Linked DNA regions of Homo sapiens: region 1 is linked to region 2. A link is a contact called in ENCODE Hi-C or POLR2A ChIA-PET data. All regions are on one chromosome and are shown on one strand. The core of a region is the stretch at or near the end of the contact, and the rest is flanking DNA. Distances in the headings are between cores, read along the strand shown.

Region 1 (5,231 bases), core at 1-2,500, 710 kb before region 2:
ATGACATTCACAACAGAAGCCGATTTTGCAAAGCCCTTGGAACTTAGGGGTCTGCGTCAGCACTCTGGAACGTCTATGCTTCCTAGGACCAAAGAATAAACAAAGATAACTCAAGGCATAAGGCGATCCAGCACCTAAGATCTCAGCAAAAAAAAGCTAGGTCCTGAGGCAGCTAGTGGAAAAACAAGAGAAGGGAAGTCAAAAGGCTACTTGCTGTCAGCTAAAGCCAGGTCAGTACTAATCTCTACTTTCCTGGACATTGGTACAAAAAGCAATGACAAGGCCATCAGTCCCCTGTTCCCCTCGCTCACTATTGTGTGTGTGTGTGTGTGTGTGTGTGTGTGTGTTTTGTTTGTAAGAAAATGCTTATAGTGGCTTCCCGCCCGCGCAGAACACAGCCAAGACTAAACTTTTAAACCTTGAGGAAGGTGGGAAAGTCAGCCAGCCAGACGCCGGCCTAGGAAAAGTAGGGAGAGAAGGAGGGAAAGAGTCATGTTTCAAAACAAAGGCTCCACACGGAACTGAATGTCAACCCCTCTCCACTTCCCAGCCTTCAAGCCAGCCAGGCTGGGCCTCGATTTTTTAGAAGCGGAGTAAGTCAGATTCACCCGGCTCTCAGCGTCCACTGAGGCTTTGCGATGCACGAGAACACGGGCACAGCCACCTACTTGCTGGGGCTGCTGCTAGCCCCCCCCCCCCCCAACCACCCCCTTGAGAAAAAACGGGCTTGGAACGTCGGAGACTTGCCCAACGTCCCACACTAGAACCTGAATTCAATTCCTTTCACGTCCGGGCAAGGCCAACGCAGGGCGGGCACCGGGCGAGGGCCGCGGGAGCCGAAATGGCAACGCCCCTGACCTGAGAGAACCTCGGGCTGGGAGAGGGGAGGGTCCCGCGCGCTCTCCCTCCGGGGCCCTTACCTTCCTTGACTCCAGGCAGCTTGGACTGGTCGATGCTGACTTCAGCCATACCGGGCCAGGGTCCCGGTTGCCCCTTTAACGCGGGCTTCCCGGTCACCGCCGGCGCCGAGCGGGGCCCCGAGCGCAGCAGCAGCGCCGGACGCGGCGCAAAGTCCGGCCGGCAGGGCTCGCAGGCCGGAGAACGGAGCGGGTCGGGCGGGCAGGGGCTGGTGACCAAAGCAGCGGGAGACGGTCCCCGAGGCACCAAGCTGGCGGCCCAGCTGCCCCGCCGCGGCCACCTGCTCCGCGTCCCCGGCCCCAATCGATACCAAATATCCGGAGCCCGGAAATGGACCGGGGCCGTCCAGTACGGAGGGAGAGAGGAGACAGAAAGGCGGGCGGGCCGGCTGGGGGAGGGGGAGCTGCAGGTCTGTAACCGCAATTGCGAGTGGCTGGCGAGCGAAGATCAGCGCCCGCTGCCGCCTCGCTGTTGTCTCCTTTGTGCTCAGTGACGCGCCGCCTGAGGCTGGGGCCCCGCTGTGCTCCCGCCCCCGGGCCCTGCCCCCCTCCTACGGGAGGGTCGCGTCTTTAGGTGGGGGCCTTGTATCCTAAAGGCCTCAACAAAAAGGCCACACGGGTCACCTAAAACATAGTCTTTCCCGTGAGCGGTGTAGTCAGCATTCTGTGGTCTGGTTCTGGGATTGAGATTAACACAGGATGTTTACTGCATGCTTGCCTCTCTCTCATACACTCTTTTTGCACCCGGAATTAGAGGAGAGATGGTAGATGGCCATAAAAACCCCAAATACAACGTACAGAATGAAGAGCAGCTGATAAAATTCTGGGCCAGTTTGGAGTAGAGTGTGTACACAATCAGCTGGGAGAACTGAGTCATTCATTCATCAAAATCGCATGAATGTGTCTACCAAGTGTGATGTTAGGTACTGTGGGTGATAACGAGGCGTCAGACTTATCTCTGTTATAGCGCTGCACACATTGGATTGTAATTGTGACATTTCTATCTCTCTAAAATAGACAACCTCTCCTGTTTCATCTCCTGGCAACAGAATGCATCCTCCTTTTGGGAAACTGCCTCTTTCCCCACTCCTCAGAGGTGAGCTTCTCTCCCAAACGTGTGCCATGTCTGAACCTCGAGACTACCCCATCACTCTTCCCCCTTCCTCCACCGACATGGGTTCATCGAAGGGTGGCTGGGTGACCAAGACAGGTCAAACAGAATACTTTCCTGGGTACATAAAGAGTTACATATTCTGTTTCTTGTGGAAAAGATCTGCCTCTAGGAGATGATGAGGCCAAACTGAAGACAGAAGCAAAGAGAAGAGAAAGGGAGATGAAGAGGGCATGTTCTGATGTTACCACAGTAGCAAAGCAGGATATCCCCAGAGCAGCTGGCATTTCAGCAACTCCTGGATTCTGGGATCTACAACCCGCAAACTCTCAACTTATCCTCAGTTTTGCTTAAGCTAGTAATAGTTGATTTTCTGTCACTCACAGCTCAGAGTCCCAGTATGAGAGGCCACGTAGGGGAGGTTTTATTTGAACTTGACATTGAAAAGTAGGTGGATTTTAGGCTAGCAAAAATTTAGAAGACTTTCAAGGCCAGAGGGTAGCAAAGTATAGCCCACAGGCCAAATCTACGCCACTGAATTTGAATGACTGTTTTTTATATGTTCAAATAATTACATTTCAAATCACTACATAAATAGGACATAATATTTTCGACCTTGCCTCTTAAGCCTCAAAGTCTAAAATATGCTTTACAGGAAAAGTTTACCCACCCCAGTGCTAGGCAGAGATAACACTCAGCAGGTTAAATGTGGGAATAAGAAGGAAGTGGTATTAGAAAGGTAGATTTATGGGAATTTTTTAATTGTCCTGTAATCTAGTAATTTTTTTTAACTTCCTGTGGTCTAGAGAATATTTATAACAGCAGTATTTTCTGTTTCCCTCCCCAAATCTATCGTTTCTACTTCTCTACCAAGCCGTGCCTTTGGATGCCTACAGATAAATCACTAGGCCCCTTTGACCTGTGGCTTCCTGTTGTGATTGACCAATGGGAAGCACTGGCAGAAAATCAAAAGAAGGGAGGAGAGAAATATCAGAGTATTCTTCTTTCCTTTAACCCAAAATTTTGGCCACAGTCCTGTCCCTCTATGACTACAGGGCCTGTGTAGAGGCCTCTTTTCCATGGCCTCAGCTCTCATGGGTCTCTAATAAAACAATTTGTTTCCAGTGTCCCTTCAGGCCTAGAGTGTGATGGCTTCCCCTAGTTCCTTTTGGCTCACTGCAACTTCTGCCTCCCAGGTTCCAGTGATTCTCGTGCCTCAGCCTCCCGAGTAGCTGGGATTACAGGTGTGCACCACAACGCCTGGCTAATCTTTTGTATTTTTAGTAGAGGCAGGGTTTTGGCATGTTGGCCAGGCTGGTCTGGAACTCCTGGCCTCAAGTGATCCGCCCACCTCGGCCTCCCAAAGTGCTGGGATTACAGGCACGAGCCACCACGCCCGGCCTCCCCTAGTTCTCTTAACCCAGTTAATACCTCTGAAATTGTCTCTTCATTACATTCTTTTCAGTAAAATCACTTACAGTGCACCTCCTGTTTCCTACCTAGACTGTGACTGTTACAGTAAGATATGCCAAAAGTAAGATATGCTTAAAATATGATGTGCTTACAGTAAGATATGCATAAAAATATCCACATTTCTGGCCTAGAGAAGAAATGGAAACATATATAATAGCCACAACTATTGTTTAGAGAATCGGCTGCTTTCAGCAGAAAAAGTAATGAAAACCAGGAGCCCTTTTCAGGTACTAGAGCAGATGACCTGGAAATCCACCCCATAGTTGGGCTTTCCTTCTCCTACTCCACACCTGTTCTGTATAGGTCCCCAAGCTGAGCAAACAATTAGAGCTCAGCATTACAGAGTAGGCAACTTCTAGCAAAGGACTGACAGTAACACGGGGAAGAGCTAGTATCTTTTGAGTATTTATAGGGAATGAACATATGGTGAATTTCTGTAACAAGTTTACATCTTTTGGTGTCCTGAAATGTCCATTTTGCAATAAAAGAGAAAGCATAAGGCTTCTCAGGATGGATACAGATCCCTAATTTGGGGCAGATGCCAAACAAGTAATTCAGCATCAAATCACAACTTGAATGCCATAGAGAGAAATAAGGATTTTATTTATAAGGCAATATGGAGGCATCAATTGATTTTTTTTTCTAGGTGGATATTACATGATACATTTTCTACTTTTATAAAGTGAATTTGGTAACAATAAAATGCTTGGATTGGAGTAGGGAGACTTTGGTCATAAGAAATGAAAACTCCAGTTTGAAAACTACCAAATTCCACAAAAGCATCCCCCAGTTAGAGCTTACCTTACTAGAAGGTAAGCTCTGTGAGGGCAGGGGTTTATCTGTTTGATTCCCTAATATCCGCGTATCTAGAAAAGTGCTTGGCACATAATAGGCACTCAATAAATATTTGTTGCATAAATAAATAAATATAGTTATCCAATTTTATTATCAGTAAGAATCACAAATTAAAAGTAAGTTAAAAAAACAATATAGGCAAATGAATAAATTACACTGGACCTTGGCAAAACAGGAAAGGGGACCCACAGAACTATACTTCTGGAAAGAATTATCTGTCTCCTTGGCCCCCAGTGCTTCCTAGCTCATCAGCATAATATACCTAAGAGAACAGTTCCAAAAATGAGGATGCAATTAGAACTGTTATTCACTTTCACCAAGAAGACTGTATGAATATTCTAAGGTTGCCATAACAAAATACCACAGACTGAATGGCTTAAATAACAGAAATTATTATATATGTTTTTCACAGTTCTGGAGGCTAGAAGTCCAAGAGCAAGGTGTCAGAACATTTGGTTTCTTCTGAAATCCCTCTTTTTAGTTTGCAGATTGGATTAGGGCTAACCCAAATGTCTTCCTTAAAGACCCTGTCTGCAGTGCAGTCCCTCTGAATTACTGGAGGCTAGGGCTTCAACATGTGAATCTTAGGGACAGATAATTCAGCCCATAGTAGAGACTATTAGGACAATAATCCAACCGTACAGTTTAGGCCTCTTTACTCCAGGCCTTGAAGCATTTTTGTCTGGACTCTCATAACATATGTAAGTTCCCCAACCCTATTCATGCTCTCAACTTTCCTCAGTTGCTCAAGTCCCCTCACCCTATGGAATTCACTATCAGTTACTCACAAAATTCCCCATATCTCCTTTGTAACTATTCCCTTTCCCTTCTTTTCCTACTGGAACTCAGGGGTCACCTGGGGACATTGCTCTTCC
Region 2 (4,760 bases), core at 1,946-4,445:
TCAGTACTCCTAATTTTTTAAAAATAATACATTGAGTAGAGTTTTTAGTATTGTCTTCAAAAGTATGAGCTCCAAAGATTTAATAACCAAGTTCTAATCCTGATTTGGCCATATATTAACCATATAAAAATGCAAAAGCAAAGTTACTTGGTTTTTCCTAATTTTTGAAAAGCTAATTTTTCATAACTCTAAAATGAGGATAATTAAAACTCATATCGCAGTTTCACTATGAGAAATAAACTAAGGAATATATATTAAGGATATGCTACTGGCATATAATAAATACTCAACACTTTGCAGCTTTAAAACAACAAACTTGTGTTGCTTGAAATTTGAGAAAGAAGCCCCCAGTGCCCAGATCTGTCTGTGAATTTTTAAATCTGTTAATCAGAGTGACAAAGTATGCTTATTCCCAACTTCCCCAAAATGCATACTTTTAAGCACATATATTAGAAACAACTGCTAAGATGAATATAAGGTTACATTATTCATTTGACTTTTAAAATTTAGTCTGTTTTTTTCTTATGAATTAATCCCCAACTCAGCATTATTTAGAAAGTAAGCAGAAAAAGAACAGAAGTGATTACGACATTGTTTGAATACTATTTGCACTATATGAAAGGCTGTTTGTAGCTAACTTATACTAAATCATGTCAGACCAGTAGAAAAAGCCCTGAGCAGAGACCTGGGATCTAGAATTACTTCTTCAAGTAACTCACTGAGTGTCTCTAAACAGGTTACTTCTTGTCAGTGAGCCTAATGTTTCCATCTATTAAAAGATGGGGTATGACAAAACAATACCCAGAGATGCTATCTTTTTTAATACACTGGACACAGTGGTATTTAGGGGTAATCCCCAAAAGCCATATATCCTGACACTACTTCTCTATTTCTGGGTTTGCTAGGAGTTTGTCAACTCTGTCTAAGAATTGCCTTTCCCACTTTCCTAGTTTCTCACCCCCTATTCTCTTAGTGCAAAATAATGGTTGAACATTATTGCCAGCAAATACCTTCAGCAATAGGTACAGCAGTTTCAGTATGTAGAAAAATAGAGTTTACTTAATCCAAGTAAAACATTCTTTTGACAAAAGTGTTGCACTGAGTCTCTATTGCTTGCCTGAAACTGCATTAATACAATATGAATATTTTTTTAAATATTCTCAATCAATTGCAGTTCCAGAGTACAGATAAAGACAGGGACCTTGTTCAACGTCATGTTTCTAATAAGTGGCAGTGACAGAATTTGAACACAGATCTGTCTGGTGCTCCTTTCCCTCCCCAAACTACCTTTACTTCATTCATTTATTCACATATTCATTCAGTTGACCAACAGTTACTGAATGCTTACGATGTGCATGGAATTGTTGAAGGCTCTAGAGACAGTACTGTAAACAAAAAACATGAATCACTTTTCTTATACAATTTACATACTAGTGTGTAATAAACTATTAAAAACCATAACAAGATGATCACATGCTTGTTGTGTGTACTGGACACTAATCATGCTTACCTACTACCTTTACAGTCAGAGTCCTGGTGAGATGAAACGTACGTCCATTTTCTGGATATGTAACAACACATGTGTAATTTCCATTATTTGAAATTAAGGCAATGAGGAAACTCAAGTTCATACCTTCGGGTATTACATTATTAAAATTCTGTATTTTATAACAGCCCTAGAAAAAGTAAAAAAAAAAAAAGTTTACTTTTTAGATACATGCATAGAAAACATACAAACACACGCACACTCACATCTAATTTTGCACAGAACACCGAAATATTCATGCTGCAGTTTTTATAAAACTATTTTGGTCAAGTATTTGACAAGATTTCTGCGAAGAATAAATGAAACACCTGTCATTATCTTTTCTGATCATGAGAAATTAAAATTCTAAACTAAAGTGTGACTTCAAAAACACAGGCTTCCTGTCTCAGGATCAAATTCTGGGCATCCTATGTTGATAGTAAAGCAAAGTTACAGTTTTGAAATAATGACTAAGGAAACTTGAGCAACTGCAAGACCTGCTATTTAGAAAGCAATTCTTTTTCTTTTTATAATATTTCTTCACTGATTATATTAATTTGGGACTCCAGTCACTCCGTCTGATAATCTAGGCCCCAATTTAGATGTCTGATTGGCATTTTTAATCACCCTGTTGTTTCCCTGTATCAGATATTTCCAAACTGTTTTGCATTTTTCTTTTATTACTTTTTTTTTTTTTTGAGATAGGGTCTCATCAGTCTGTGACCCAGGCTGGAGTGCAGTGGCGTGATCTCAGCTCATTGCAACCTCAGTCTTCTGGGTTCAAGCACTTCTCCTGCCTCAGTCTCCTGAGAAGCTGGGAGTACAGGTGCGCGCCACCATGCCTGGCTAATTTTTGTAATTTTGGTACAGATGGGGTTACACCATCCTGTCCAGGCTGGTCTTGAACTCCTGACCTCGTGATCCGCCTGCCTGGGCCTCCCAAAGTGTTAGCATTACAGGCATGAGCCACCAACTTTATCCCATTTTTATAACTGAGTATCACAGATTTCAGAAACTAAAAATAAAATATCTTCATGGGCCTGATCAAGATCTAGGAATGTATTTCTGCTCCTAATTCACATTTGCATATAACTGTTGACATTTAAAATTGAGAAATTGAACTATCTCAGTCCACAACTATCTCATTCAACATATCTAGAATCCTGTTTCAAATTCTCAGTCTCACTATTTGGCTAAATTATTACTTTTTGCTGTTTTTGAGAAAAAAAATCAATACACTATCTGTGACAAAAATATATGTTGAACATTTACTTTTAGAAAAGCTTTTGTTTTTCTTTTAAATATCAATAAGTCACCTATGACAAAAAGATTAGGTTATCTCTAAGGCTTTTTACATCTTTAAATTTCTGGGAGTCTACTACTAGCTTGTAACTTCAATTTTTTTTATTCACATATTTCATCTTTAATGTTTGTATGATTAAGGTTTTCTTCAATTCCTGGAGCATGTACTTTGAAATATGACAGTTACATTGAGGCACATTTTGTAATGCTTTGTCACAGGAAATGTGTATTTTAAGAACAGCATTGAACTTCCATTTCATGGAAAAGATCATCAAGAGGAAGCTACTATAAGCTTGGGTAACGTATTTTTTTCAACGCAGCTTCTCCTGTAAGATAAGCAATACTTGTAGACACTTGTCAGGTCAGCAAACGATTTCAATATCCTTAGGATATCACAAAGGATAAGGTCTCAAAGGCCTGTATTCTTATAAGTTTATGTCAGATTTGGTTTGAATTGAGTTTACAGTATCAATAGAACTATTTTATTTTTGTGGTACTTTTCATTTAAACAGTTCAAAGGTATTTCCCCCTCATTTGTTAGCTTAGCTATTCTGAAACTCCTGTGAAGTAGACAGATCAGACTAAATACGCTGTAATTTTATAGACGGAAAAAATGAGACAGAGATATTCTAGATAACACAGTAGAGAGCTGAAATTCAGTTTTCCAGAAAGCCGAATAACGGTCTTTCATCAGCTTCTTAACTAAGAATGAATACCTCTCCTCAGCAGTGAGTTGAGGCTATAAAAAATTATACTGAGACATGCACTTAACATATACTCTGTCTCGTCTGATCCTTATTCCAAACATGTAAAGTTTGTAATGCTTTTACCTCCGTTTTATAGATGAATGAACAAGGCCTAGAAACGTTAAGTAACTGTCAATGTCATACCACCAGACAGTGTTAAAGCTGGAATTTGAATTCAGATCTACTTGTTTCAAAGTCCTTGCTTTTAATTTCACCTGATAGTGTCTCTTCATTCCATATAGCAGCCCTGAACCTGTGCCATCCCTGGAGCCAGCCTGAGTGAAAAGCGTGATGTGGCTCTATCACTTAAAACAGGCTAATTCCTGCAATCAGTGGTAAACTGAGGAAGCACACTTTTGAGGATGAGAAGTCAATTATTTTTACTGAACTTGTCAACAGTATTTCCTTAAGAATGTGATGAAAGAAACTTTTTATAGCTGTTTCAAAGCTATTAGGCCTAAAACATTTTAGAAATAAAGGGAATATTTTACATTCTAATACGTGTGTGAGGGTAATTCAGGGCATTGTTACACTACAAATGTCTATGAACATTAACCTGCTGTGTGTCTGGTTAGCTCTCTCTTTCTTATCAGCAACTCTGTCTCTAGACCCTTCACAACACATGTACCTGAGACACATAGGATAATTTTAAACATAATAAACTGTTGATAAAAATAAAACCTGAAAATGTTATAATGATTTCAAAACCATTTATTTGGAATCCAGAAGAAAACAAACATAAAAAAAGATTTAGATTCTCCAAGAATAGGAAACTTGCTTTAAAATATAAGAAATGAGTGAACAGTAAGTGAATTTCCACAATAAAGCAAACACTTGTCTGACTAGAAGACAAACAATCCTAGTTGACCCATTAGTTCCTCATTCTGAATTCAAAAGAGAGAAGTTAAATAGAAGAGCGATTTTTCAACCATGCTATGGTTGCTGTGGCAACCGACCACAACATATAGGTAAAGAACAACACAAGAAATGACTTTGGGATCTTTCAACTGAAACGAATCATGTGGGGAGGGGAAGGGTGCAGTGGAGGAATGTCATGATGAAGTAAGAACAAGTGTTTCCATTCAAGAAACCAACAATGTGTAAAGAACTGTGTGAAGGCACCAAAATGGAAATGATACAATTCTAACTTATAGTTATTCATGGTCTAATGAAGGATTGCAACAAAC

The links. Hi-C counts contacts between places; a loop is a spot of excess contacts on that map. ChIA-PET counts read pairs that join two places held with the same protein, here RNA polymerase II (POLR2A). Pooled maps may share reads with other maps.
Region 1: a map of naive thymus-derived CD4-positive, alpha-beta T cell shows a loop between it and region 2 (9-fold over the local background). The contact joins the promoter of CCDC50 here to the enhancer-like site in region 2. A Hi-C loop is called at or near these places in 1 of 168 maps with a recorded cell type or tissue (naive thymus-derived CD4-positive, alpha-beta T cell) and 4 of 50 pooled maps. POLR2A ChIA-PET finds 5 or more read pairs at or near these places in 1 of 52 experiments (H1).

Annotation. Positions count from the first base shown.
Region 1 is chr3:191,325,413-191,330,643 of GRCh38, reverse strand. It overlaps CCDC50 (coiled-coil domain containing 50), which reads right to left and starts at 1,250. Exons shown (of 12, transcript NM_178335.3): 1 at 921-1,250. The coding sequence starts at 969. UTS2B (urotensin 2B) reads left to right here and starts at 118. Exons shown (of 9, transcript NM_198152.5): 1 at 118-230; 2 at 1,935-2,013. RefSeq lists enhancers at 481-1,081, 1,082-1,683 and silencers at 1,095-1,374, 1,475-1,554.
Region 2 is chr3:190,617,191-190,621,950 of GRCh38, reverse strand. It overlaps IL1RAP (interleukin 1 receptor accessory protein), which reads right to left. Exons shown (of 12, transcript NM_002182.4): 6 at 1,511-1,676. Among named protein-coding and RNA genes, the nearest start is that of LINC02013, 80 kb to the left of the region's middle. Within about 2 kb of position 3,195, at least 2 of the 41 ENCODE cell types and tissues checked have a DNase peak (open chromatin) inside an H3K27ac peak, as active enhancers do.